Linked DNA regions of Homo sapiens: all the other regions are linked to region 1. Evidence: chromatin loops called from intact Hi-C (ENCODE). Cell type or tissue: endothelial cell of umbilical vein. All regions are shown on one strand. Region 1 has its middle 120 kb from the start of RASSF9. Region 2 overlaps RASSF9 (Ras association domain family member 9). Region 3 has its middle 210 kb from the start of RASSF9.

The links. Hi-C counts contacts between places; a loop is a spot of excess contacts. Peaks named below come from ENCODE experiments on the same cell type or tissue, not always from the same donor. Only the 100,000 strongest peaks of a DNase experiment are listed, where the experiment ranks them.
Region 2: a loop joins it to region 1, with 2.5 times the contacts of the local background. A loop is called at or near these places in 4 of 110 quality-filtered maps.
Region 3: a loop joins it to region 1, with 10 times the contacts of the local background. A loop is called at or near these places in 2 of 110 quality-filtered maps.

What each region holds. Positions count from the first base shown.
Region 1 is chr12:85,716,076-85,724,075 of GRCh38, reverse strand. No RefSeq gene overlaps it. Among named protein-coding and RNA genes, the nearest start is that of RASSF9, 120 kb to the left of the region's middle. In endothelial cell of umbilical vein, no CTCF peak of the experiment used is centred here; a DNase peak (open chromatin) is centred at 3,255; H3K27ac peaks cover 1,449 bases.
Region 2 is chr12:85,818,056-85,826,055 of GRCh38, reverse strand. The region is part of intron 1 of RASSF9 (Ras association domain family member 9); the gene reads left to right. Among named protein-coding and RNA genes, the nearest start is that of RASSF9, 14 kb to the left of the region's middle. In endothelial cell of umbilical vein, no CTCF peak of the experiment used is centred here; DNase peaks (open chromatin) are centred at 2,075, 4,125 and 4,625; H3K27ac peaks cover 2,059 bases.
Region 3 is chr12:85,623,379-85,631,378 of GRCh38, reverse strand. No RefSeq gene overlaps it. Among named protein-coding and RNA genes, the nearest start is that of RASSF9, 210 kb to the left of the region's middle. RefSeq lists an enhancer at 4,422-5,621. In endothelial cell of umbilical vein, no CTCF peak of the experiment used is centred here; DNase peaks (open chromatin) are centred at 3,558 and 4,728; H3K27ac peaks cover 2,638 bases.

The DNA of each region.
Region 1 (8,000 bases):
AGTCAGATAATTTTTTCCAATTTTTTTCCTTTGAATCTTTTCAAAATGCTAAACTTCAAGATTGCTTTTCTTGGTTGCCATTAGAAACATTGACAGTTACTATAGCATCAACTTAACAATTACATATTTTCAAGATAGCCTGGCAACTGGAAGGTGACTGTAATGATTTAAAGTTACTTAAATTATACCTCTGTAAGGTTATTAATGGTTATGCTTTTGACATGTGTATTATTGACATATTTAACATATGGAAAGAGATGCAAAATGGTTAAGTGATTCATAAAATCTATACATACAAGCTTTGAGGGTGACTGTATATCTAGAAATAAATAATTGAATGATTTTAGTATTATATGATCCTAAGAGTATACTATCAATCATTTTCAACTTTGTAAAAGCCTGGTCTCTAATTCTAGGCCAATAATTAATGTCATTTCAGAGTAAAATTGTGTTATATAATGAACTAATGCTGAATACAAATTATATATTTTTATTTTAATCATGTAGTTTAATTATATTGAAGATCATGTAACAAATCACTTCAACCAATATGTTTGCTTTTAAAATGATGTTAATTTAATGAAAGATAAGGGACCCTATTTGTTGAATTTCTGGGTTCATTATTTTAAGATGCTAAATATTTTTGAAATTGGAATCAAAGTAAAATGACATCTGCCTATCTAGGGGCTAAGAAGTCAGTGTTGACTCTCTGATTGTTGTCATTGTCGCTGTGTGTGTGTGTGTGTGTGTGTGTGTGTGTGTGTGTGCGAGTAGATGAATGAGAAGAGAAGGGTACTGAAGACGTATTTCATATTCTCATCTAATTTCCTTCAGTTGAATTATTTGAAGAGGCGGCAAATTTTAGTTTAAATTATAGAAATTGGGCCTGAAAATTTATTCCAAAGATTATGGTGTGAAACATTCTTAAAATAAACAACTATTATATATAACAGTAATTCTCTGTTATAAGCCCAGTAATTCAGTTTAAGAAGTAGAAATAGCCAAATCCCTTCAGACCATCAGAGAATTCACAAGCCTTGGGAAGACCAAGGATTCATTGATGTGTCAGAGAAAGCTGTCACTCAGGCAATGATGAAGTATCTGTCAAAAGTTTCCAGCTGATTTTCAAGATAAACTGTTTACCTTCCAGTATTGAATGGAAAAATAATATGAGTTTTACTAAATAGGAAATACACATGAAATTCTGGAATTATTTGATATGCTATACAAAGACAATAAGTTCTTCCAGATGCAAATAATTTTAAATATATATATACTTAAGTATATATACATATAAAATAGCTTCATATCAATATAAATTAGCTTTATTTATATTAGCTTGAGATACATGTATTTATACGTAGATATAGGTATATATACATCTTAAAAGGAAAACTTCTACCTTATCTGTGTTATTAAAACAATTATTTAAGCTTTATCTCAAGTCAAATTTGAAATTATCACCACACATTTGCTATTAATCATAATTCACCAACTTTCCTTACTTTAATACCTTTTTCTATTTTCTTATACAGAGAATATACAGAAATGACAGCTATTTGGGGACAAGCAATATAATATATTTAAGAAACACCTTCCTCACTGTTGAAAAAGTGTTTCTGCACCAACCTGGGTAATTTGCAGACTGACAATTTCAATTATTTTTAGTTCACTTACATATTTCTCATGAATGAATTACCCTTTATATCATGCTCCCCAAAAAGGTGAAAACTAAAGAGAGGTGGCCCATTTATTTGTGTAGTAAACAAATGAGGATGGTATGCTAATGACTCCTATCTTAATTCACCATTACATACAAGGAAGAAGACTGAATTGTGTGAACATTATTTTTCTGTTGGTAGGTAAGGTTGATAGTAAATTTAGTGCAATGGCTCTTCCTGAACTATGACAAGAATGAACTGGCTCCAGAGTAGATTTGTGTATGTCATAAGCCATCCAGATGTATGAGATGTAATGTTAACTGTAGCAGTCTACATTTTTATCCAGGATTCAGAGAATTCAGAGACTTGTTTTGTCCAATATAATTTTAGCAGAAGTTATAAAAGCAGAGGTTTGAAAAGTACTTGCACTGTTGGTGATCCTCTTTTGTGCATATTACATCACAATGAAATAAAACGTCCAGCAAGCCAAATATTGCATATGGGAAAAAAAAGTAGGGGTAGAACTCAATCTTTATCAGTCTATTTTCAGATGCCTGAATGCCATCAGCTGAGATCAGCAAGACTTTTAGCTGAGTCCAGCCAAATCTGCTTACCCTCAGTTGACCCCCAGACTATGAGAAAAATTATTGTTTTAACCCATAGGATTTTGAGGTGGTTTATTCAGTAGTATTGGGGTGTGTGTGTGTGTGTGTGTGTGTGTGTGTGTGTGTGTGTGTGTGTGTTTGTGTGTGTTTTGTGTGGGTATGCATGCTTACTAACTGACACAGTGCTGGATAACTTACGGAACAAGGAGTGTAAGAGTGGGATCTAGCATAATTTATATGTTAATGACTATGAAACCATTAAATATATTTAACGCCAGATGTCATGGGTAAAAGACATATAGAAGGAAGAGCAAGATATGCATGAGAGGAGGAATCAATAGTCAACCAACAAGAACAGTTTTAAGTAAAGCAGAACAGTCTTAGAAGCAATGATAAATTTGAAAACAATTGTTACATTTACAAGCAACCTATAATGTCACTCCAACATCACTGGAGAAGACCTTTGTAACAATATGACTTAAAGGGAAATATTTTTGCATGCATTTATATGGAGTGGCTGTATGGTAAAATATAAAGAGCATGTATTTTGAACTAGATTAAAAATAAAGCTCTTCAATTTTCTACTCATGTAGCTTTCAAAAATCTCATTGTTCTCACTGCTAAAATAAGAATACTTCATTTATACGTTTGTTGTATAGACTAATGAGATATGCATAAAACCTTTCTCAATATAGAGTACTCATTGTTATTATTATTCCTGGGACTGGGTCAGTGCCTACCTTATAGTTGATCCTCAATAATTGGTAGTGACAATTATTATTTTGTTTTTGTGAGAAAGAAAATGTAATATTCTGTTGATCTATGAAATGGTAATTAGGAAAGAAATATTTATAACAGTAACAATGTTTCAGATACAGATTGTATAGCTGAGTTTGAATGATGAGTGATTATAAAGTCATGTTGAAGGATGTCAAGACTTTTCCGCAGTAGTGTACTTGATCTGATATCAGACAAAAACAAGCATGGTATAAACAGAAGAAAATGTTATGACACATTAGAAAACAATTCAGACCTATAGAGACACAAAGCAAGAACAATAAGATAGCAACACAATGAATAAAATTATTCAGCCTTTCATCTTAAAGAACTCTGGATTTTTTTTCCAATAACACAAAAAAGTAGGAGTGATAGAACCACACTTTGGTTATACTCACTTGTTTATTGCAATACATAAATTAACTATTGGTCAAGTTGTATATGGTTCACATTTACATGTAAAATAATAAGGTCTGAATACCAGACCTTATTTAAATTTATGTGTTTTTTTTTTTTAAAACTGCTGACTCAAGAGAACTCCTCATTTATAAAAACAGACATTTATTATAGGCTATACTAATACTCACATAAATCATAGCTATCATTTATTTAGCATTCCTTATATGCTAGACACCTAACTAAAAGTTTTACATACATTATTTAGTTTATTACAAAGTTCTAGATTTTACCTATGAGAAAAATAAGGTTTCCAGAGAGTAAGGAACTTAATGTCACAGAACTATTAAGTAGAGGAGTCAAATTTAAATTTAGATTTGATTCTCTTCAAAGCCTGTGCTCTTCATTACCAGCAATTGTAGTTTTACCCCAAGTAAAGAGATTTTGAGTATAAAGAGTGCCTATTCCACTCTTTTGTCTTCATGCTATTTTAGCTGGATTTAGTTATTATACAAAAATCATGTAAAAAGCTGTAAACAAGGATAACACATGTGTGTCCAGAGAAAGTTGAAGAGGTAGAGGATGTCACTTGTCCTTGGACAAATTCTACACTTGAATTGTGCCTCCCAGCAGTACTCTGACCCTACTGACCATCTTCTCTTTGTTGGAACACTTTACTTTCTTTTTCAACTGTTTTTTCAATTAATGCAATTTTTATCTTTCACTAGGGCCAATTTAGTCTGATTAAAGAGGTATACTTCTCTTTTTGGACATTTTCATAGGTCTGACAATTTTTCAATTTTGCTCTAACATACTAATGATGGTTTAGTTTGCCTTAGATGAACCAAGTTGCAATTTTTGTAGATCATTATACATTTTTTGTTGTAGTTTTTGAAAACAGAAGAAGGAAAAAATATATTTACTGTAATTTCTTTGTGTTAGGGTGGGATCCAAAGTTAGCCTATTTATTTAATAAAAGCACTGGCAAAAACTGTCAAAATAAGTTTTTTAGAAACCTAAAAGTTAACCAACAGTTTACAAGAACCTGAAAGTATTTATTTAAGACAAATGGCTAAATATAGAGAATAGTAAACTATATTTTGTTTGTAATTATCCCTATTCCCATCTCTCTCTCTTCAGCTCTGCACTAGCCTTAGAAAGCACAGCTCCACCACTATGGTGAAAACAAGCGTGCTAATATCAACTGAAGGGGACATCATGAGATTGGAGCTCCTCCAAAACACCCATCTACTTAAAATGGTCATTTACAAGAGACTGAAGGTATGTGCCCCTTCTCCCATTTATATGTTGAAGTCCTAACTTACAACGTGATAGTGATGGTATTAGTGGGTAGGGCCTTTGACATGTAATTAGGTCATGAGGCTGGATCCCTTATAAATGAGTAGTGCCCTTATGGAAGAGATCCTGGAAAGCTCTCTCATCTTCTTCTGCATGTGAGGATACAACAAAAAGTTGGTAATCTGCAAACCTAGAAGAGGTTTCAAGAGGTTGAAGTGTCCCAATATATTCCTGGGAATCTAGAAGGAACATGCGTGTATGAGGTTGTTTATGCACCCAGGAAATATCTGAGAAGGCCCTAGATTCTCACCTCTGGCAGACTATGAGGCACTGGGAAAGAAGAACTGAAGGTTATGTTACAGTTATAAATTGGGTGCCTGAGCACTGAACACACACCATAACACACATTTAGCCCATTGAGAAATCCAGAGGGACATAATTGTTCATGGAATGATGTGGTTTGGCTCTGTGTCCCCACCCAAATCTCATCTTGTAGCTCCCATAATTCCTATGTGTTATGGGAGGGAACCAGTGAAAGATAATTGAATCATGGGGGCAGCTCTTTCCCGTGCTATTCTTGTAATAGCAAGTAAGTCTCATGAGATCTTATAGTTTTAAAAAGGAAAGTTTGCCTGCACAATCTCTCTTCTCTCTTGCTGCCACCATATAGGAAGTGCCTTTCACCTTCTTCTATGATTGTGAGGCTTCCCCACCCATGTACATCTGTGAGTCCAATAAAACTGTTTCTTTTGTAAATTGCCCAGTCTTGAGTATGCCTTTATCAGCAGTGTGAAAACAGACTAACACAGAAAATTGGTACCAATAGAGTGGGCACTGCTGTAGATACCTCAAAATGTGGAAGCAACTTTGGAACTCAGTAGCAGGCAGAGATTGGAACAGTTTGGACAGCTCAGAAGATAGGAAAATGTGGGAAAGTTTGGAACTCCCTAGAGACTTGTCAAATGGCTTTGACCAAAATGCTGAGAGTGATGTGGACAACTCCATCTGAAGTCGTCTCAGATGGAGATGAGGAATTTGTTGGGAACCGAAACAAAGGTGACTCTTGCTATGTTTTAGCAAAGAAACTGGTGGAATTTTTCCCCTGTCCCAGAGATTTGTGGGATTTTGAACTTGAGTGAGATGATTTAGGGTTTCTGGTGGAAGAAATTTCTAAGCAGCAAAGCATTCAAGAGGTGACTTGGGTGCTGTTAAAGGCATTCGGTTTTAGAGGGAAACAGCATAAAAGTATGAAAAATGTGTGGCCTGACAATGTGATAGAACAGAAAATCCCATCTTCTGAGGGATTTTTTATTCAAGCTGGCTGCAGAAATTTGCAAAGTTATGAGGAGCCAAATCTTAATACCCAAGACAATGGGGTAAATGTCTTCAGGTCATGTCAGAGACCTTTGCGGTAGCCCCTCCCATCACAGGCCTGCAAACCTAGGAGTAAAAAATGGTTTTGTGGACCAGAACCAGAGGCTCTTTGCTGTATGCAGTCTAGGGACTTGATGTTCTGCATCCCAGCCTCTCTGGCCATGACTAAAAGTGGCCAAGGTACACCTCAGGCCATGGCTTCTGATGGTGCAAGCCCCACACTTTGGCAGCTTCCATGTGGTGTTAAGACTGCAGGTGCACAGAAGTCAAGAACTGAGGTTTGGGAACTTCTGCCTAGGTTTCACAGGATGTATGGAAATGCCTGGATGTCCAATTGGAAGTTTGCTGCAGGGGCAGGGTGCTCATGGAGAACCTCTGCTGGGAGAGTGTGCAAGTCAAATGTAGGGTGGGAGCTCCCACACAGAGTTCCCCATGGGGCACAGCCTAGTGGAGCTGGGACTAGAGGGGCACTGTCTTCCAGACCCCAGAATGGTAGATCCACCAACAGCTTGCACCATGTGCCAGGAAAAGGTGCAGACACTCAATAGAAGTCTGTGAAAGCAGCCAGGAGGGAGGCGGTACCCTGCAAAGCCACAGGGACAGAGCTGCCCAAGATCATGGGAACCTCTTGCATCAGTGTGACCTGGGTGCAAGACATGGAGTCAAAGGAGATCATTTTAGAGATTTAAGATTTGACTGCCCTGCTGCATTTCAGACTTGCATGGGGCCTGGAGTCCCATTGTCTTGGCCAATTTCTCCCATTTGGAATGGCTGTATTTACCCAATGCCTATATCCCCATTGTATCTAGGAAGTAGCTAACTTGCTTTTGATTTTACAGGCTCATAGATGGGAGGGACTTGCCTTGTCTCAGACGTAACGTTGGAGAGTGGACTTTTGAGTTAATGCTGAAAACAGTTAAGTCTTTGGGGGACTGCAAGGAAGGCATGATTGGTTTTGAAATGTGAAGACATGAGATTTGGGAGGGGCCAGGAGTGGAATGATATGGTCTGGCTATGTGTCCCCACTTAAATCTCATCTTGTAGCTCCCGGAATTCCCACGTGTTGTGCGAGGGACCCAATGAAAGATAACTGAATCATGGGGGGCAGGTCTTTCCCATGCTGTTCTTGCGATAGCAAACAAGGCTCACAAGATCTGATAGTTTTAAAAAGGGGAGTTTCCCTGCACAAGCTCTCTTCTCTCTTGCTGCCGCCATTTAAGAAATGTCTTTCACCTTCTACCGTGATTGTGAAGCCTCTCCAGCCATGTAGAACTGTTGAGTCCAATAAACCTCTTTCTTTTGTAAATTGCCCAGTCTCAGGTTTGGCTTTATCAGCAATGTGAAAATTGACTTAAACATGACATTTAAGGAAATCTATGCACTATAAATAGCTAGTCACCAAACTAATCAAGCAGAGACTTCGGTGGCTATACATGATGATAAATATTGACTTACAAAATTAATTCAGGAAAGCCATTAGGCAAATAAAAAGAAACAACACCAAAAGCGATAACAAATAGCAATAACTATAAACAATGAGAAAAGGATAGAATCTTATTTCTAGAGTTGTCACATTATATTTTTAAAATGTCCAATTTTCTACAAAATTTATGACATGTAAAGGATCATGAAAGTTAGATACATATACAGGAATAACAAAGAAATAGACAGAAATTGCCCATGAAAAAGCACATCTGTAGGACTTACTAGACAAAGATGTAATCAGTTATTTTAAATATGCTCAAAGAACTAAAGAAAACATTGTATAAAGAACTACAGTATGAGAATACTATTTCAGGAAATAGAGAGTATCAACAATGAGATAAGAATATTTTTTAAAAAGATATCCAGTAGTTGAAGAGCATTTTAAGTAAATGAAAATGCACTA
Region 2 (8,000 bases), 100 kb before region 1:
CTCTCATCCCTCCTGACAACCATATGGGGCTGATTAATACAGAATAGTACAGTGCACCTGGAGTGGGGCTTTCAAGGCAAAACACAAACTGGTTTCCCAGTCAGGGCTGTCAGGCTGACTAATCTTATATTAATCACAGTCAGGCCACATAAGGCAGTCACCCTTTTAATGATCCTTTAATCATTACCTTTGGTTGAAATTGCTTTCAAACATAGCCATTATTTCCACTAGACTGTAAGGGTGTGTGTGTGTGTGTGTGTGTGTGTGTGTGTAAAGATCACATTATTTTTACCTTTTGATCTCCTAGAGAATGGTACAGAGAAAACTTGTGTAGATATTGAAGTTCAATAAACATTTTATTATTTAAATAAATACAGTGCAGATTTCTGGGGCAGCCAAATTATCTAGGACAAGAGTTGTCAAACTTTTTGTGTAAAAAACATAATAAATATTTTATATTTTCCCAGTCATAATGTCTCTATCTCAACTACTCTGTCCTTGTAGTATGAAAACAGCTATAGATAATACATAATGAAATTGATGTGGCTGTGTTTCAATAAAACTTTTATTTACAAAAACAGGTGGTGGGGCAGTTATAACCACGAGGTCCTTAGTTTTCAGACACTTGATCTAGATTATTGACTGAGAAATTCCCTTTATATATCTCCCTAAAACTCCCCCTTCTCATCTCTACCCCACTCCCAAGTTTAATACCTACTGTATTAGGCATTTAGACTTCAAAAGTGAGACTTAGCCCAGGACTTGACTGGCAAACTAGCAAAAAAGGATGCATTATCCAAAGTACAAAGTGCTGCTACTAAGTGTACATTAGATTTTGTAGAAGTATCAACATGGTGAAACCCTGTCTCTACTAAAAATACAAAAATTAATCAGGCATAGTGGCACGCACCTGTAATCCTAGCTACCAGGGAGGGTGAGGCAGGAGACTCACTTGAACCTGGGAGGTAGAGGTTGCAGTGAGCCGAGATCGCACCACTGTACTCCAGCCTGGTCACGGAGTGAGACTTCCTCTCATAAATAAATAAATAAATAAATGAGCACACATTTCCATTTCGGTTTGTGGGAGTGGGGTTATTCAGAGAAGGTCAGAGAACTTTCCTGAAAGCAACACTTAACACCTAAAGCAGAGTAAGAGTTAGATGGAGAAGGGATCAAAGAGTGTTTCAGGACAAGGCAACAGGTTATGGAAAAGCTCGAAGTCAAAATAAAAGCGTGGCAGATGCAGTCCATTCCAGTCTAGCAATCAATAATGTAATATGTGTAACAGCAGGTTGTTCTCATAGTAGATCTGTCAGAGATCAGCAAGAAGTAAGGAATGGCTAACTCAATGTGTATATTAATTAATGCTTGGCTATGAGTTAGAGGAGTCAGATTATGGAAGCAACCCTAGGAGCAGACAAGAGATAGTGGGATAAAGAGAGACAGAGACAGGTTTAAAATGCAGGACTTAGAAATAGTTTAAAGATTTCAATAAAAAAATTTAAAAAATAGATTTGCAGTTTAAAAATGACAGTCTGGTAAGATTACGGGGCACAAATGTGAAGGGGAAAGATTTTATAACAACCTACGATATCTTACTGCAGTAATATATAGTAAAACAGAGTTATCTGAATTGTGGTAGGGGTGATGAATATGAGGGCAGATATTTGGGATATTTAAGAGAAAGGATAAAACAAACAGTGATTGGTTGTTAAAGTAAGAGGAGAGAGGCAAAGGAAAGTGTTTAGGAAAACTCAGTTTTCAAGCTGGGTAGACAGGTGGGGAACACTATTTTTGCATTCACTATAATTGCATTCAGTAGGATGGGAACTCAGGCAATGGAATAGTTTGATATTTTAGAGAAGAGTATGATGAATTAGTTTTCATGGGTCAAATTTGAGGTGTCTGTAAGTTATGAAAATGAAAATATCAAGATGCAAAAAAAAAGAAGTTGGGAATATAGGTCTAGAGCTCAAGGTCGTAATAGTTAGATTTGAGAACCATCATCATACAATTGGTTTACAGACTGCAACTATTATTGCAGTCACCCACAAGAATGTGTATAGTGAGACAAGAAATGAGTCACAGTCGAAAACCTAGGGGATGCCAATTGTATCACTTACCACTTACTGCACAATAAAACACTCCCCAAATTAGTGGCTGGAAGAACAATTTATTATTTTCCATAATTCTGTGGGTCAGCAAGACTGGTTCTTCTGCTGGCTTCACCTGGGCTCTCTCATGAGCAGCTGATTGGCTGAGGGCTCAGTTCAGGTAGAGCAACTTGATTTCGATGGTTTGCCTCTTTTCTCTCCATGTAATCTTTGAACTCAGGCTTTTTCATCAAACAGCAGTCTCAGGACTGCATTCCAAAAAGAATTAAGCAGAAGATACAAGGCTTCTTGAAGCCTGAACTCCAGAACATGCAAACATGGTTTTTGCCACATTCCATTGGTCATAGCAAGTTCCAAGGTCTATTCAAGGGGTGAAGAAATAGAGAGCTTCTCTTAACGGGAAGAACTGTCAAGTGTTTGTGGCCATGCTAATCTTAACTTGCATGACATCCACATCTATTGACTATGTGGAAGAAGCAAGGTGCATGTGGGATCTGGGAAGAAGCAGCTGGAAAAGCAAAGGAAGATCCATGTGAGAATGGCATCGTAACAGTCAAGGAGAGGAAAGCTGCAAGAATGGGAGGAGGAGGTCACAATGCATTATGTTACAAAGAGGATATGTCAGATCAGTTCTGCAAGTGGCTATTGGGTGTGGCAGTTAAGAGATTTCTGATAACCCTAAGAAGAAAAGTGGCTACTGAGGATGAGTGGAGGCAGTAGACATTTTTTTTTTTTTTTTTTTGAGACGGAGTTTTGCTCTGTCGCCCAGGCTGGAGTGCAGTGGTGTGATCTCAGCTCACTGCAAGCTCCGCCTCCCAGGTTCACCCCATTCTCCTGCCTCAGCCTCCCGAGTAGCTGGGACTACAGGCGCCCAATAACAAGACCGGCTAAATTTTTGTATTTTTAGTGGAGACGGGGTTTCACCGTGTTAGCCAGGATGGTCTCGATCTCCTGACCTCGTGATCCGCCCGCCTCGGGCTCGCAAAGTGCTGGGATTACAGGCGTGAGCCACCGTGCCTGGCCGGCAGTAGACATTTTGTGGTGGGCTGAGGAGTTTCTGGAAAGTGATGTACTAGAGAGAATAACGATGGATTGCTATTTGGTGTGTGAAGGAAAGATAGTGGAGGGGAATATGTGGTCAAGCGAAGGTTCTTTTAATGTGACAAGATAGTAGAAAGAACCAGAGAAAAAGGCAGAAGATAAAAAGAGTTTACGAAGGGGTGAATTATAAAGCAAAGTCCTAGAAGAGGTGGCGACAGTAAAATTCAAAGCATATTAAAGAGTTTAAAACCTAGGGAAGAAAAATAAAGGCACAATACTTTTGATATAGATGATTAGTATTTTTCTCTTATCAATAATGTTCCCAAGAATAATATCTCTCCTTTTCCTTAACAAAATAGAGTGGCAGGCCCTGATATACTCTCGTTTCTACAAGTTAATAATTTTCTTTTTCTCTTCAAGAAATTTATTTGTGATTAATGTAAATAGTTGATTATTCAGATGAAGCTTCCAACTGGAAGTTATTTTATTGCAGTTCATTACAGGGTATATTCAGAAAATGGAAGTCAGGGATAACGGGGCTCACCTCATGTTTTCAGCTATCCAACTGGATAACTGAAATTCCTGCATATGACTTATGTCCTTCAAGTTTACCAGCTTATCTCGGAATACATTTAGAGGGGAAGAGCAGGTGGTTGCAGGTAAATATAAGCTCAAAATCATTATCATTAGGAAATATCTTCCACTAAGAAGGCAAAGCCAATGTGGATTCGGCTGTCAAAAGAAAATCTCTTACTAATAGCTGAAATAACGATAGTTATCAGTAAACTAAACATTAAGGCTAGGTGACTTTCCTTTTAATAAGCACTTTTTTTTTGTTGCGAAATATTTCTTTACAAAATACCAATCAGTAAGGGCACTTTAGCAACCTCCCAGGTGCAGGTACACCCGAATTTCCAACAAGATTAGATATTTTCTCACCATTTCATCTGGTAAATAACACATGTTAAATATTTACATTTGGACTATAATCAATTTCCGGAATCTGAACTATGAGCTTAGTTTACTTAACCCCAAGTAGTTTCCAATACACATTCTTTACACATTCTCTTCCCTTTACCCTGTTCATGGGAATTATGTTCTATAGCTACCCGGCCACTATGGAATGTCTAGGGTTTTTCTTATCCCGCATGACTGGTTTATAATATTACTTCTTCGAAAATTAAAGTAGCATTAGTAGAGCACAGAACTAATAAATACAAATAAACACACACACACACACTCGTATATACACAAACATATATATCAAATTTTAATTTTCAAGATAATTTTTTCTTTTGTTTTTATTAAGTGATGACTGTCCTAGGTTTTCATAGAGTCATTAATTTTCTGAAAGACTCCAATTTTCAAACTATTTTTAAAAAATGTTAATGGTTTGTGTTTGGAGGAAACTATTTTCATAGCACTATATTTCATGCTTTATCTATCAAAACAGTGATTCAAATTTCCTTAGCAACCTAAGAAAAGAGCTGTATTATTTATGAGTTCTGTGTTTATCTCTCCCTAAGATTGCAGCTCTATGATCCAAAAACTAATGTTACTTCAGAAGACATTTGCCACATACTGTGTAAAATTAATCAGTTAGTTTTGGGCCAGAGCTTCCTATTTCATGTGTGGCATATTTGCTTTACCTAAAATGCCTTCATTTTTTCTGAGGTGATTATTTTTTAAGTGTAGAAAATAGCCAAACAAACTTAGAATTTATTGGTCAATGTAGCTTTTTTTTTCTTTTATTTTTTATTTATTTATTTGTTTTTTGTTGCCAGGCTGGAGTGCAGTGGCGCCATCTTGGCTCACTGCAACGTCTACCTCCCGGGTTCAAGCAATTGTCCTGTCTCAGCCTCCCAAGTAGCTGGGACTATAGGCCCGTGCCACTACGCCTGACTAATTTTTGTATTTTTAGTAGAGACAGGGTTTCACCATGTTGGCCAGGATGGTCTGGATCTCTTGACCTCGTGATCTGCCCACCTCAGCCTCCCAAAGTGCTGGGATTATAGGCATGAGCCACCGCGCCCGGCCTCAATGTAGCTTTTAAAGGCTGAACAAGTTGGGGAACATATCATGCTTTGAAACTTACTAGAAATAAATTGAACAATTCTCTAAAACTTAAAGAAGACACTCAAAGGTGTCCTAGATTGATGTTCAATACGTATTCCTGAAAAAAATTTTTTAATGTTTTATGTAAGAGATCCCATCAGCATTTTAATAGAATATATGCAGTTATACATTATTTACATGAGGGAAATATTATTTAATTTCTTGTTAGCAAATACAGGTGACTTCTGAGGAAAAAATGACATTTTTCATTTTATATGGTAAAAAAAGTTGAATTTGTGCATTATAGATGTTTCATGTAAACCTTAAATATTGTGAAATGTTGTGCCAAGGTCAAATACATTTAGAAAATTGTACATACTGAAATCATTTTCCTTTTCTTGGGGCTTTATGATGTAACAACATCATATTAAATGCCCTCAGAATTCCTAAAGTGAAGAAATTTCACTGTGTTCATCCAGGGGTTGGCAAACTTTCAGTAAAGGACTAACAGTAAATATTTTAAGGTTTGTGAACCATAAGATCACTCTCTGTCAGATGCTCAACTCCATCATTGCAGCATGAAAACAGCCATGTACAATATGTAAACAAATGAGCATGGCTGGTTTTCAATAAAACTTTATGGACACTGAAATTTGAGTCATATGTTTTTCATGTCTAAGCTGGTTATTTTCCTTTTAATTTTTAAAAACATTTAAAAATGTAAAACACATTCCTAGCCCATGAACCATACAAAAACTGGTGGTGGCCTGCATGTGATCAAAGGGCTATAGTTTGCCAACACTGTGGTAGCCAAATAATTTCCAAATTTATTTGAACATCAAAACATTGACTTATCACCTATTTATTGAATAATGAACAAGTCTAAAGAAAACTAGAAAAATAACTGAACCAGTTATCCTTTTCAATTTTCCATTTCCAAAACTAGCAGAGACATTTTAGCTTTGTATATTTAAATATCTAGACAAGGTACTAATTATTTACAAATATGAACTTGGCGTTCTGCTGGTCTTCATATAACCACATTATTGTTGTCTTCTTTCTTTTGGTTTTTCTAAAGCAGACAGGGAACTAGTCATTATAAATGCTAACTATCTATCAGTCATTGGCTTAGGAACTTCACATATATTGTGTAATTTAATATTTATCACAAACTTGTGATTTGGGTGTGTTATGTAGATGAGAAAATTGAAGCTTAGATGTGCATAATGATCTGTCTGTACTTATTCATTCACCCATCCATAAAATGGGCATAATTTTAGTACATCCTCATTGGTTTGGATTAAATAGGTTTGAACATGTAAAGCACTTAGAGCATAGCACATAGTAAGTGTTCATTAAATATTGGTATTTTTTATTAGAAAATAATTAAATACTAATTGTCTCCAGGTGCAGGAATGAATAGGTCATTTTAAATTTTCGTATTTAAAATCCATATTTTGCTAATTTTTACGATAAACATTGTAGTATAATCAAGAATAATTAAAGCGGCCAGGCACTGTGGCTCGTGCCTGTAATCCCAGCACCTTGGGAGGCTGAGGCATGAGGATCACTTAAGTATGGGACCAGCTCCAGCAACATAGTGAGACCCTGTCTCTAAAAAAAGAAAAAAAAAAATGCTTAAAGCAGTAAAAATTGCCTAGTATGTGAAAAAGCCAGTAATCAAACATGCATGCATTTGATTCCTTCCAAGTTACTCATTATATTTTTTTGTAGGTTTACAATACCATGAAGAAACTTTGTTTAATCCAGTTTTTAAAAATATTTTTAGAAATCTGAATTGAACGGGCAATTCAATATTTATTCCGGTGTTCACCACAGAAATTACAAAATAATTTTACAGTTCCTTTTTTTTTTTTTTTTTTTTTTTTGACGGAGTCTCGCTCTCTCGCCCAGGCTGGAGTATAGTGGCGCGATATCAGCTCACTGCAAGCTCCACCTCCCGGGTTCACGCCATTCTCCTGCCTCTGCCTCCAGAGTAGCTGGGACTACAGGCGCCCGCCACCACGCCCGGCTAATTTATGTGTTTTTAGTAGAGACGAGGTTTCACCATGTTGGCCAGGATGGTCTCGATTTCTTGACCTCATGATCCGCCCGCCTCGGCATCCCGAAGTGCTGGGATTACAGACGTGAGCCACCACGCCCGGCAAGTTTTATAGTTCCCTTTTAAACTGCTTTAAAAAATTAGGAGACTGTGTATGATGAGCCACTGGATTGCAAGAAAATCAATTATTGAATATTGCATTGTAGATAAGCTTCTATATTGATAATACATTGATGTAGTTGATAAATATATATTGTCTTATGTTTTTATGCCAAAAAAGCAAATTTTCTCAATAGGTTCAAATCGAACTCAGATATTATATTTTGTTTTCAGAAAAAAACTTACTAAAACATATTGATTATTATATTGGATTTACTAGAGAGTTCATCAGTGGTCTGACTCAATTATAATTCATTTATCTAAACTTATTTTACTCCACTTATTAGCTGAGGGTAGCATTGAACAAACAATCTCTTGTGCCTCAGTTTTCTAATCTGTAACATGGGTTTGATAATACAACCTATTTGATATGGTTGTAATGAAAAGTGAATTTATATGCATAAAGCATTTACAACACTTGCTGACATTTACTAAGCATACAATAAATATGAGTTATTATTATCCAATGTATCTTTTACCTATCCTCAACTGTTCTTTAGTTATCTTACTATTTTTTAAGTAGCTGTGCCTCAGCTACCATGCCCACATTAATCATGTTAAGGCACAGT
Region 3 (8,000 bases), 93 kb after region 1:
AGAGTAGCTGGGATGACAGGCATGTGCCACCATGCCCGGCTAATTTTGTATTTTTAGTAGAGATGGGGTTTCTCCATGTTGGTCACATTGTTCTCGAACTCCTGAAGTCAGGTGATCCGCCCACCTCAGTCTCCCAAAGTGCTGGGATTACAGGCATGATCCACCATGCACGGCCAGGGAAATCTTTTTTACAGCTTGAGATCTCCATCAATAGATGGACACTTCATGAAATAATTGTAAGTCACAAAAGATATTCTAGATAAATGTATCTGGATACTCATCATGAGTATATCTGACTCAACATGTGTTTGAGTCAGTTTATAGTGGTTATGAAAGCTGATTATTAAATAATCAAGAATTTTTTCAGTTGGTTTGGTTGCTTAAAATCACCAAGGGGTGGGTGAATACACACTAGAGAAGCCGGCAAATACTCCAAATCAGGATTTTTTTTTTAATTGGGAGAGCCAATTTGCTAGCACACCACTGGATTTTATAGATGACAGGTACAATGGCAAGAGATTTCATTCTCCCAAATCTGAATGCCTGTGAATGTATACATATGCAGCAGAATACAAACTGAATTTTTATTTTTAGTAGAGATGGGGTTTCACCGTGTTAGCCAGGATGGTCTCGATCTCCTGATCTCGTGATCTGCCCACCTCAGCCTCCCAAAGTGCTAGGATTACAGGCGTGAGCCACCGCTCCCAGCCTAAACTGAATTTTTAAAAAGAGGGATGTAATATGTTTAGTAAAGTCAGGAAAGTTTATGAAGGAGGTTGGAGGTAAAATGGCAAAAATTTAAAAAAGAATAAATACCAGGGAGTGGATTATATTCTATGACAATAGGAAAAGAAACAAACAAACAAAACAAAACAAACTAAGGATAATTTTTTTTTTTTTTTTGAGACGGAGTCTCACTCTGTCGCCCAGGCTGGAGTGAAGTGGCGTGATCTCTGCTGACTGCAACCTTCTCCTCCCAGGTTCAAGCGATTCTCATGTCTCAGCCTCCTCAGTAGCTGGGATTACGAGCGTGTGTCACCATGCCCAGCTAATTTTTTTGTATTTTTAGTACAGACAGGGTTTCACCATGTTGGTCAGGCTGTTCTCAAATTCCTGACCTCAAATGATCTGCCCACCTTGGCCTCTCAAAATGCTAGGATTACAGGTGTGAGCCACTGTGCCTGGCCAAATTATTTTTAATTAAGGCATTTGTGAGATATTTTCATTGTTGAAAGAAAAGTATAGTATCTTAAGAATGTCTGTTCCTTTTCCTATTAGAGATAGATATCCTAAGGAACAAATGAATGAATTTTATATCCAGAAATTGCTAAATGTATCAACTACAAATTTTGATCCTAAGAAATTACACTGCTTTTCAAAAAGGCAAATACATTTTCAATGTGTCATTCACAGTTAGTTGTAAATGCTACGTGAGATTGTTGCTTTCTGTAACATGAATTTTTATTCTTCATTCTATAATTTAGGAATGGGATAATTATTTCCCCATTTAATCACACACATAAGTTCCCTTAATTTCAGAGGTATTTAAGATTCTTTTCATATGGGTGGCTCTTTTGATATCTACTTAATTAGCCCCCAGCTTGGATGTTTTTGCTGAAATTTGCCACATTACATGTTCTATAAAAGCATAGCTCTTGTAATTTTTCATGTTATAAATTAACCATCACCCATTTCAAAGTCTAATAAGTTCTGAAATTAAAAAAATAATAAATCCAAAATGTCTTTAATTGTTATGTGAACTTTTAGTAAAGTTTTATAGATATTTCATCTCAAAGAGGGAAGGGAAATTTTTCAATTTTAAAAATGTCTTCCCTTCATTTCAATGTCATTAAAAAAGAAATAAAAACACAAATTTCATTCCATATTTATCTCTTCTTTCTTCGAGTGTATGTAATACTATGTGTGTGCTCCTGGTATGGTAATAATCACATTATGACTATTTTTATATTAAATAAAATTCTACTATTCATTACATCAAGATTAACAACAAAATCTGTGTCTCATTCATTTTCATGTGCACCCAAAGGCTCAAAGGTGCATGAAAACTGCACAATTTCATACACAAAGTACATATTAAATATATGTTTTTGAATGAAGGAATTAGTTTAGTCATTTTCCTGTTAAATAACATAAGCAACATGCTGCTTTCAGTGGATATATCCATAAATGACAAAAGCCAAGCTCTATTACTCCCATAGTCCCTTTGAGGTATTGCTTTTCTACAGTCTTCATTCAAAGTATTGATGTAAAACTTCTAGATTCATGTTGTCATAATTTTTTTATAGGATGAAATTTTGAAGGATCAAATATTATATTTAATAAAATCTAAAATAAATATATTTTCAACCATTGTGGAAGACAGTGTGGCAATTCCTCAAGGATCTAGAACCGGAAATACCATTTGACCCAGCAATCCATTACTGGGTATATACCCAAAGGATTGTAAATCATTCTACTATAAAGATACATGCACATGTATGTTTATTGTGGCACTGTTCACAATAGCAAAGATTTGGAACCAACCCAAATGCCCATCGATGATAGACTGGATAAAGAAAATGTGGCACATATACACCAAGGAATACTATGCAGCCATAAAAAAGGATGAGTTCATGTCCTTCGCAGGGACATGGATTAAGCTAGAAACCATCATTCTCAGCACACTAACAGAAGAACAGAAAACCAAACACTGCATGTTCTCACCCATAAGTGGGAGTTGAACAATGAGAACACATGGACACAGGGAGAGGAATATCACACATCAGGGCCTGTCTGAGGGTGGGGAGATAAGGGAAGGATAGCACTGGGAGAGATACCTAATGTAGATAACAGGTTGATGGGTGCAGCAAACCGCCATGGCAGGTGTATACCTATGTAACAAACCTGCACATTCTGCACATGTATCCCAGAACCTAAAGCATAATAAAAAAATTAAAAAATCTAAAATAAATATATTTATAATATTCTACCAAAAGTAACTTTCTATGCAAATAATATACACATATACATTATATGTGTAGCTGAGTGTATGTGTATATATAATTATACAGACATATATGCACAAATATTTATGTCTATACATACATATATTTTAAAATATATTTTATATATATCTATAGATAGATATATACATGGATATCTTCAACAAATATTTAAGCAGTGAATAAATGCTTGTCCTAACAAATGTTCATTTTTTTGCTCAACAAATTCATTTTTGTATGTTATATGCAAATATATATGTACACACACATATATGAGAAATCTCTGCCCTAGCAGGGCTTATGTTATAGTAGAGGAGATAGTCATTGAAAAATAAATATACTTTAATATTTCATGTAAGAAAGTAGTATTCACTATAAAAGACAAGAATAATAAAGGGGCAAGGTAAAAACAAGGATACCAGTTTTATAGCTATTTCAGATGTTAATTTGGACCAAGGAGAAAAGTTAGAATCCATATATATTTTTGGTGGTTGAGTCAGCAGGACTTCCTGGATGTGAAATATGAGAAAATGAGTGGGGTTGTGGATGATGTTAAGGTTTTGGCCCAGAACAACTATGTAAATTGATACTGTTACTACCAATTGAGATGTGGAGAGCTGTGCATGTAGCAAGTCTCAGAAGGAGGTGAATCAAGAGCATAAATTAGTTCAAAATAGATACGATCAAACATAAGCCCCTTTAGGCAAGTAAAATGATTCATAGATTTGAAACCGTAGAATGAATGTGAATAAGAGCTAACAGACTTTGTTCTAGTGGAATTGAAAATTAGTGGTGTTCTTCTTTGTTACCACAAAATAGTAATTTCATATATTATGTTAATTTACATAAATTATGATATTTGACAATCTCTACGTATTTTACTAAACAATTTCACACATGCAGTTAAGAAGTTATCCTTTTTATTGTATAAAATTCTGAGGAAAAACATTCCTCAAGAATTGACAAATAATTTTGTGCTGTTGGAAGATTCATTGTGCCTAACATTTATGCTCTTTCCAACTTCTGTTGGCTTACTAGATTTGTGTGGGCTATGAATCCTCCCCACTGGATAATAAAATGTAATTTATTTTTATTTTTATTGAGTAGAATTTATTATTTTATTCACCCAAATTGGAATTAAACTGACATTTACATGCCAATATAAAATGACTTGTGTAGGCCAGGTGTGATGGCTCACATCTGTAATCCCAGCACTTTGTGAGGCCAAGGTGGGAGGATTGCTTCAGCCCAGGATTTCAAGACCAGGCCTAGCATTATAGCAAAACTCTATCTCTACCAAAAAAAAAAATAAATAAATAAAAATTAGCCAGGCATGGTATCATGTGCCTGTAGTCCCAGCTACTCAGAAGACTGAGGTGGGAGGATTGCTTGAGCCTGGGAGGTCGAGGCTGCAGTAAGCCAAGTTCACACCATTGCCCCTCAGCCTGGGAAACAGAGTGAGACACTGTCTCAAAAAAACAAATAAATGAATAACTTGTGCAAACCAATTTCATACCTAGTATAAAGAATCTTCTTAAACTACTAAAGGGATCAAATGTTTCCCACAGACACTGCAGTACACAACTATATACAGGTGAAAAACTGTATCTCATTTTAAGCATGGCAAGGATACAAAAATAAACACCCCATGATTCCAACCCCCAACAATTAACAGTAGAGGAGATTAGGCAGTCTAGAGGAAACCCAAGGAAGACTGTACTAAGAGCTTAATTGGAAAAATAACTTTTCTTGGGGGTGAGAGGAAGTGACTAATTCTGACAAAGTGATTGCAACAGCAGAGGGTAGCCCAGATAAGGTTGGGATTAGTCATGATAATAACTTCACTTTATTAAAATTATATTTAGGATTAAATTTCTTCTAGGCATTCATTCTTGTTTGACTTTCTATATTACTTATAGAACCAATTTATTGAACTAGTTAGACTAGGTTAGGTACAGGCAGAATGCAGCTGTATTTTTTTTCACCTCTACTTTTTGAATTTTATCTGAAGATGTTTTTTCTTTTTCCTAATGAAGTTGGATAGATTCCACAGCTTTTAGAAAATTTTCAAATAGCAAAAAAACCAGGTCATTCTCTATAAAAATACACACCATTATCTAATGGAAAACTTCTCTCCTACTTCAGTTTACATCTGTCACATGCTATACTGGGGGAGAAAATGCAGGGTTGACAATATTTTTTCACTTGATATGCTTTTTATCTAATTCTCTGGCAGTTCTTACCTCATATTTTGCTCTGTATTTACATTTCTTACCTCATATTTCTGATCTCTGCAGTGTCAAGTACAGGAGAGCAGAGAAGTGGTACAGGGGCAAAAAGGCCAGATGTGACGGGTTCAGTTGTAACTTAGTATCAGGCCTTCATGTTGGATGCCGGTTTTTTTTCTTCCAGCATGCTTTGTGGTTTAATTGGTAAAAGGCAATGTTTATTATGGAGATGAAGCTTATATGAAGGGCTCGGAAGAGCTGGTAGAGTCAATTCCCAACGCTGTATTCAGTGGCTTTATCACGGTAGCTTGAAACCATACGTTGGAAATACTTATATCATGGAAATTAGAAAATGATACAAATTAGGGCTTTAAATATTTTTTGGAGGAATGGGTTAGATATCAATGTCTAATCACATTTTCTTGGGCATTTCTTATAGGAATAAGGATAAGTTATAGGTTAATGCTGAAGGGGCAGTTTTTTAACTACTCCATTATAAGTGTTTTTCACATTGTTTAGATCAATGCTGTCCAACAGAACTTTCTACAATGAAGGAAATATTCTATATTACACTGTTCAATATGAGAAACATTAGTCAAACATGACTATTGTGCACTTCAGATGTGACTAGTACAATTGGAGGACTTAATTTTTAATTTTACTTCATTTTAATGCTTTTACATTTGAACTTAAATGGATGCGTGTGACCAGTGACTACAGTATTACACGGTGCAGGTCTAGAGGACCTCTAAGTCTTCTTTAGGTGGCCTCTCAACCTTCTTTATCATGGTAGGAACTTGACACCTATTGTTTTGTCTAGCCTCTTGGGGCCTTGGCTGAAACTGAGAAAACAGAAAGTCACACTTAACTATATAGTTGGAAAGGAAAACTCAATGACATATATCAACTATGAAATTTATTAATCAGAAATTACTTTTATTCAGTTAGAATAAATTAGGTTTAAGAGTGTTGCAAATTGAAATTCATATATAAAGAATCATGTTAATATGATTCTAAGAATAAAAAGAAAATGCATTGAGTGAATTTTGTTTGGGCAGTCAACATAACGACAAAAGGTATAAGCCATGTCCTGCTCTCAAAGAACCTTAGATTCAGTATCTAAATTGAAACAGAACATAAAAGTTCTTATCTATGAAAATTCTACTCTACTATTGTAAATTTACATATTCTTTTGTGAGAGCATGGTAATTATACCTATGAAACTTGATATGCATTTCCATTTGGCAGTGGAGCATTATGAAAAGGATGAATTTGGGAGTTACGTAGGCTTTGGTTGGAATCCGTTTCTACCTACTGACTGTGTAATCACAGGCAAGTCATTAAACTCTCTGAATTTTGGTTTCCTCATCTGAAAAATGGACCCAATAAAAAGAACCTTTTAGAGTTGCGTTAAATAGATGATGCAGTGCTATATATAATGCCTGGAACATAATTAGCATTAAAGAGGTTTTAGAACACTTTATGAACTCTACACAGTTTGTTTGGTTTTTTTTTGGCTATAACTTTTCAAAAATTGTTTTTATTTTCTCACCTATTCTGTGAAATAAATATCAAAAATTTTGGCCTTTAAATACTATCAGCTTGCAGAAATCCAAGTAATTAAAATGAACAAAAAGCACAACTATAAGAAAGAATTTACATTCATCCATTTTTATAGGGTAGACTCATCCTTTATCATGAGTGAACTCTTACAGTTGTATTTTGGCTTGTTTTTTATTGCTAGCCTTTTTGTCACCCAATATCATCTTCTTAATGATATAGAAAAAGTGACTTTGTTAAAAACCGTTTTATCACTTTAAACAAGTCTACAATCTGAACTGCCCCCCATTAGTTATTATAACTAATAATCACTCTTTAGTTTTTCATCAAAATTTACTCAACTAACTTTCTCCCTTGTACCCTATAACCCTTCAAATACTTCTTGTGATTTAGCCAAGATTCTAAAGTTCAGTGATAGAAGGTCAACCCAACTCACTTAAGCTAAATTTATTGTCTCATACAAACAAATCACTGGAAAGACATCAGTAAGCTGGCATTATACAAGGTTGAATTGTGGCTTTCAAAATGCTATTGAAACTCTACTCTCATTGTTTTTTTCCTTTCTCCCACTTTGCCTCACATAGTGAAAGACATGGTGCTTAGCAGCTCTGGGCTCTTATTCTAACAGTTTCATGACTTTAGAAAAAAGGACCTTCTCTGTCACATGTCCAGTTTTATAAATATCAGGGTAAAGATCTGGTTTGTCTTCCTTGTATCATGCGCCTATCATCACTATAGCCACGGGAGAAAGATATTAGAATTGGCCAAGCTTGGGTCATTTGGAGTCAGGGTGGAAAGAAGAATGGTGTCTTTACTAGATGAAAGGAAAAGAGAAGAGAATGAAGTACCTGGTAAACTGTATTATAAACACTGTAGACACCCTATCAAATAAACTCTTTCCACCTTAATAAAGCTAGTTTTCCTAGGCTTAATAGCATGTGATCATTTAATCAACTGTAAATGTTTTTCTCTACTTTTATCAAGCAATTCAGATTCATCATTTTGAAAACCAAGCACAACACTGACTTTCAAAAAGTTTTTCTTTAATCATTCCTTTATTTGTGTTTATTCTGCACCAACTCTAACTATATTGAACTCTATTGAAGAAGGTGGAAATTGGTGTTAGTAGATCTGGATCAGAATCCCACCATGTCATTATTTACTTTTGTGATATTTGGCAAATTCCATGCATACCTTTAAATTTAATTTG